Linked DNA regions of Mus musculus: region 1 is linked to region 2. The links are chromatin contacts, found by POLR2A ChIA-PET in ENCODE. All regions are on one chromosome and are shown on one strand. The core of a region is the stretch at or near the end of the contact, and the rest is flanking DNA. Distances in the headings are between cores, read along the strand shown. Region 1 holds the start of Usp4 (ubiquitin specific peptidase 4 (proto-oncogene)). Region 2 holds the start of Nicn1 (nicolin 1).

Region 1 (3,363 bases), core at 68-2,567, 57 kb after region 2:
TGCTTTTAAACCTGTTCCAGAGCAAGATTTTCAAGACTTGCAATCTTTTCTTTTTCTTCTTCTTCTTCTTCTTCTTCTTCTTCTTCTTCTTCTTCTTCTTCTTCTCCTTCTCCTTCTCCTTCTCCTTCTCCTTCTCCTTCTCCTTCTCCTCCTCCTCCTCCTCCTCCTCCTCCTCCTCCTCCTCCTCCTCCTCCTTCTCCTTTTCTCCTTCTCCTTCTCCTTTTCCTTCTTCTCCTCCTCCTCCTTCTTCTCCTCCTTCTCCTCCTCCTTCTCCTCCTTCTCCTTCTTCTTCTTCTTCTTCTTCTTCTCCTCAAGACAGGGTTTCTTGTAGCCTTGGTTGTCCTAAAATTCTCTCTGTAGACCAGGCTGGCTTCGAATTCAGAGATCTGCCTACCTCTGCCTCCTGAGTGCTGGGTTAAAAGCCTGTGCCATCACCGCCCGGAAGAAAACGGAATCATTGTTTCAGGAAAAAATTAAGATGCCTGGACCTCTGTCGGCTTCGGTGGTTGCTACTCTCTCCTTGACCTGGATGGCTGACAGGATACAAAGTTGTTTAAGACAACTTTGTTTTTTGCGTCTATTTATGACTTTATTTTTGTTTTTTGCAGGTGTGGTGATGTATGCTTTTAATCCCAGCACTCTGGAGAAAAGGGCAAATGGGCCTAAATTCGAGACTAGCCTAGATTACATAAACAGCTCCAGGACAGCAGCTAGAAGAAACCTGTCCCAAACAAACAACAAATTTCACTATTGTGTGCCTGTTTGGCGAACGCGTGCCACAGTGTCTGTGTCGAGAACAAAGGACAACTTTAAAGAGTCAGTTTTCTTTTTCCACTTTTACACGGGTTCTGGGGATCAAACCCAGTTGTCACCCACGTAGCCATCGCGCCGGCCCTTGTTTGAAACAACTATTAATGGCTGGACCACACCGGACAGTCCAGATCTCAATGCGTCCGTGTGCACTTGGCTACAGGGGCTGCCGAGGCAGTAAATTCAATCTCGCATTTAGGCAGTCTTGCTGAAAGCCGCATGGAACCGAGTGGAAACAAGAAAAGCAAGCGGCAGGCTCCTCCTGCACGGATTTAGCATCAGGCTAACCTCACAGGCCAGGATGGAGCGAGTGACTGATGGGTCGAGGGCGGGCCAGCAGTCAGATCGCAGGAGCCGCTCAGACACGGGTGGATGTGGCCGCCGCCTCTGGGCGTCCAGCCTGCTTCTGTCCGCTTCGGCTCCGGAGGGGGCGGGGGGGGGTTAACAGCGCGTGGGGGCGGGGAGAAGAGGCGAAAGTCGACGGCGGTGCCGGGCGCGCGCACGTGCGTGGTTACGTGCGTGCGTGGGCGCGGCCCATAGCACGCCGTGCGCTAGGCGGATGTCCGGGCCGGCTGGGCCGGGGCGGCGGACGAGATGGCGGAAGGCCGGGGCAGCCGTGAGCGACCGGATGTGGAGACCCAGAAGACGGAGCTCGGAGCCTTGATGGGGACCACGCTCCAACGTGGGGCGCAGTGGTGAGCGTCCGCCCTGCCCTCCTGCGGCGCAGAGCGTCTAGCCGGCTCGCTGGCCCTCAGGCCGGACCTCTGTCCTCAGTTTTAGGTGGAGGCGGGCCGGGGGCGGTGCCTGGAGTCTGAAAGAGTGGCTTGACAGCGGCCGCTGATGAAAGAAACCCCGGGATCAGCTGGGGGACAGCGCTGACAGGCGTGGGGTTTGTCCCGGTCCATTCGGATTCACAGTAGTCTTGGACCGGCGGGGACAGGGGGTGTAGAATATAGAAAAGGGGGCGCGCTGGGGTCGGCGGGAGCGGGAAGGTGGGGGAAAGCACTTAACCACCGAAGACTTGGGCGCTTGATGGTGACCTTGGTGGGGGAAGTTTCCACCCCTTACACACCTCCGATCCTTAACAATTAAAACCTCGGTAGCAATTTGTGGCTTAGGACGCTCCTGGCGTGGAGAGAGGATCCGAAGTGGATACTTTGTAACTTGTAAACTGTGATACTTTGTAACTTGTAAACCGTGGGACAGGATTCAAAGCCAAAAACTAGAAGCCAGTTGTCAGATGGTCCGGGACAATTGTAGCAGTAGTTAGATGTAAGAGTGGGAGGGGAGGGGAAGGGAGGGGAGCTTGACTCCTGGAGCAAAATAGAAGATCGAAAGTTACAAGACTTTGCCAGGCACGCTGGCATATGCTTTATTGGTTTGCAGGAGCAGAGGCTGTAGGATTGCTGTAGGTTCAGGGCTGGTCTCATACAGTGAGCAGCACCCCCCCCCCAAAAAAAAAGTTCCAGGTTTACTAGAGCAGATTCAAATATGAGGCCTCTTAAGAGATTGTTAACTAGAAGGGATTGTACTCCCCAGTCGGGGAGAAATGCCTGGGTGGTGCTGCTGTGTAGGAGTCAAATAATAGGGTAGGTTTCTCATTGATTATGACCAATATGAGGACTGAAAAAGAGAACAGAACTTATGTGTTTGGGGTGTGGTCTAGGTGTAGTTTATGGTGTTTAAATTGAGCCAGTGAAAGGCCAGACAAATAGAGAGAGGTACTTTAGAAATTCTGCAAAGGGATGACACAGAAAGAATATTCAGGTTGGTCTGGATGCTCATGCCTGTAGTCTTAGTCCTGGAGGAGTATTGCTGCCAAATTTCAGGGCCAACCTCAGTGACATAGTAAAAGCCTTGTCTCAAAAAAAAAAAAAAAATGGTGGTGGGTAATGTGATTAATAACTTAGTAACATAGTTTTACTTGTAGAAAGAGTCCATTTGAAATGATTGCTCATGGGCTGGTGAGACTGCTCAGCATCTGAGAACTTAGATTATTCTTGCAGTGCCTGAGTCTGAGGCCCAGCACTCGGGTTTGGTGCCTCCCTGCCATCTGTAACTCAAGCTCCAGCTCCAGGGATAGCAACTCCCCTGACCTCCGTGGGCACTGGGAGTCATGCTCAAACTCAGGCACATAACCAAAGCATAATTAAAAAGAAAAACTCAGCCCAGGAGCGGTGGCACACATCTTTAGTCCCAGCGCTTGGGAGGCAGAGGCAGGTGGATCTCAGAGTTTGAGGCCAGCTCAGTCTACAGACAGGACAGACAGAGAAACCATGTTTCGAAAAACTGAAATAAATTAAATCCTAACTAGGCATAGTGTCACACAACTTTAATCCCAGCCTCTGGGAGGCATACACAGGTGGATCTCTCTAGTTCAAGGCTATCCTGGGCTACATACTGAGGGTGCACCTCCCCCCCCCCCCCCGCCATCTCCAAAGTTAATTAGTTTTAAAATTCTTTCAATAATCGTTTATGGTTTTGGTTGTTTGTTTCTGAGACAAGGTCTCCCTGTGGCCCCTACTGGTTTGGAACTTGAGATGTAGCCAGGCT
Region 2 (3,074 bases), core at 523-3,022:
GTCAGGGAAGGATCTGGGTGTCCTCCTCTATGCCTGTCTGCCTTATTCCTTTCACAGTCTCTCATTGAACCAGAATCTCCCTATTTGGCTAGGCTGGCTGGCCATTGAGCTCCCAGAATCCTCTTCTCCATCCTGCCAAATGCTAGGGTTACAGACATGCACAGTAGTGCCCAGCTTTCTTTTATTTTTAACAGAGGTTTGGGGGACTCGAACTCAGGTCCTCAAGCTTGCATAGCAAGTGCTCTTACTCACTGGATCATTTCCCAGGAATCCCTCTTCCCACCACACATACACAAAGAGAGGGTGCCTCTGTGTAGTCTTGGCTGTCCTGAAACTTGCTCTGTAGACCAGGCTGACCTCAAAACTCAGAGAGATCTACCTACCTCGGCCTCCTGAGTGCTGGGATTAAAGTGTGTACCACCACTGCTAGGTTTAATTTTAAGCTATGTGTACGCAATGCACAAGGGGCTGTGTAGGGGTATGTACACATAAGTTCAAATTTCCCTAGAGGCCAGAAGAGAGCATTTAAGTTACAGGCATTCATTGGAGCCTGATGGGAGTTTTGGGAACTAAACTTCATTCTCTGGAAAAGTAGCAGGGGCTTTTAACTGCTAAGCCATCTCTCCTGCTGCATGGACTGAAATTCCTGACCATACACCTCAGATTCTTTAATGTTCCCAAATGCCTCAATATAAAATGTAAAAGGAAAACTTGGTAGGTTGGCATGATAACACATACCTTTAATCCCAGAATTATGGAGGCAGATGGATCTCTCTGAATTTGAGGTTTGCTTCATCTACATCTGTAGTGAGATCTTGTCTCAAAAAATAAACAAATCCCAAACCAAGTATTTGCCTCTTCTCCGGTCAATCAATTTATTGACTGTTTTGCTTTTTTTTTTTTTTTTTTTTTTTTTTTTTTTTAGCTAGGGCCTCACATAGCCCAAGCTAACCTGAAACCTACTACATTCATGAGATTAGCCTTGAACCTCTGATCTTACCGATTCTGCTTCTACCTTCCAAGTGCTGGGTTAACTAAAGTGTCACCAATGCCTGGCATTTTATTTCTTAACTAAATTTTACAATTTTGGTGGGATTACAGGAGTGAATCAATACCTTGTGACCCCACTTTGTTTGTTTGTTTGTTTGTTTTTGAGACAGGACTGGCTTGGAACTCTCTTTGTAAATCAGATTGGTTTTAAACTCTCAGTGATTCACCTGCTTCTGACTCTGCCTCCTCAATGTTGGGATTAAAGGCTTGCACCAATATACCTGATCTGGTTTGTAGTTTTAAAAATACCATAGTTCCGAGGTCAGGAAAAGGTGCCATATCCCTTAAGTTGCCATATACCTCGGGTTGTACCCAGATGGATCTTGTGGATGCTATGGAGAAATAATTCCTTTGTGTAACATCCTTGGCTGTCCTGGAACTCTCTGTAGACCAGACTGGCTTCGAACTCGGAGACCTGCCTGCCTTTGCCTCCCAAGTGCCGGGATTGAAAGCGAGTGACACTAAACGCCTGATTGTTTTATACATCTTAACCTAATAAAGTAGCAGAATTTAAGTGAGGGATAAGACAGCCCAAAGCATTCTGGATCCTTTGGATAAAGAACGGCTCGACGGTTGCCCGGAGCAGCCCGGGAGGGACTTACAGACGCGAGGATGATTGGTTGAAGAAGAACTTCCGTTGACATTTCCGACTCTTGACCCGCCCTGATCATCGGTGATTGGCTGAACTGTTACAAACGTTATGTGGCCTGGGAGTTGTAGTTCTTTTGGTTGATAAGGGACGCCAATAAGAGCTAGTGGTTGGATGGAGACTGTGAGCGGTGATTTTGCTTGGTTGTAATCTCCCAAATCATGTCCCGTGTGTTGGTGCCCTGTCATGTGAAAAGCACTGTAGCCCTGCAAGTGGGCGACATGAGGACCTCTCAAGGTCGGCCTGGCGTGCTGGTCGTCGATGTCACTTTTCCCAACATCGCGCCTTTCGAGGTGAGCAACCCCCCATATAAGCGATCAAGGCTTCTGGGCGGGGAATACCTAGTAACTTGGGCGTTTCCTAGGCATTTACACAGCTTCTACAGTGTCTCTTGCTTTTGCGAATTGGGCCTATTCAGAAGCATTTACAGTCTTTATTAATAAGCTTTATTAAATAGACTAGAGTTTCCCGTCCTATCCTCTTCAGCATCTCTTCCCAGTGCCCAGGATATCACTGGAACTACAATTTGAATCTCAGTACAAGTGAGAGGATATTTGATTTCGGCCGTAGCTGCAATCGTCAAACAATGATGCAAACGTACCATTCCAGTGGCCCCTGCCACAGGTCAGGTGCAACCTAGCCTTCATCTAGGTCCTCCTGGTGACTTGTTTCCAATCCCTAGTTGTTCTTCCATTTCAACTGACAGTGACAGGGCGTTGCATGACCTCAACACAGGACAAAGGCTACCTCTAATGGCATAGCATCCTTCCCTTACCCACCCTCTTGGCTCTATGTGCTTTGTATTACAATATGTCATTCTCTCGCAAGATGTTGCTTCCCAACAATCTGGGGAAACCTAGTTAATTGATCCGACCCTGGAAAATCTGAGTCAGTGTGTTTGAGGTGGATCTTTGACATCTATATTTTTATTTACTTATTTAATATTTTTATTTTAAAAAAGCTTTATTTTAAATCTATGAGTGTTGTTTTTGCATGTCTGCATATATACCTTGTGCATGGCTGGTACTAGTAGAGGCCAGAAAAAGGTTCTGAATCCTCTGGAACTGGAGTTATGAACAGCTGTGAGGTGCCGTGTAGGTGCTGGGAACCAAACCTGGTCCTCTGCAAGAGCACCAAGTACTCTTCATTGCTGAGCCATCTCTCTAGTCCTGATATCTGTGCTTTTGTGTGTTTTGTTTTGTTTTGTTTAAGTTCCATAGGTGATGCTGGTGTGCATCGAGATGGAAACTACTGCTATGGCAGTTGGTACTCTAGGCTCCCCAAACCCCTCCAGTGCAGGATCCTACTATTCTTCTTTTTTGCTGTTGCTTTTTGTTTTTCGAGACAGGGTTTCTCTGTGTAGCCCTGGCTGTCC

What was found. ChIA-PET counts read pairs that join two places held with the same protein, here RNA polymerase II (POLR2A).
Region 1: POLR2A ChIA-PET joins it to region 2 with 17 read pairs in Patski. The contact joins the promoter of Usp4 here to the promoter of Nicn1 in region 2. POLR2A ChIA-PET finds 5 or more read pairs at or near these places in 4 of 5 experiments (Patski and embryonic stem cell).

Annotation. Positions count from the first base shown.
Region 1 is chr9:108,346,514-108,349,876 of GRCm38, forward strand. It overlaps Usp4 (ubiquitin specific peptidase 4 (proto-oncogene)), which reads left to right and starts at 1,318. Exons shown (of 22, transcript NM_011678.2): 1 at 1,318-1,505. The coding sequence starts at 1,405.
Region 2 is chr9:108,288,671-108,291,744 of GRCm38, forward strand. It overlaps Nicn1 (nicolin 1), which reads left to right and starts at 1,773. Exons shown (of 6, transcript NM_025449.4): 1 at 1,773-1,992. The coding sequence starts at 1,861.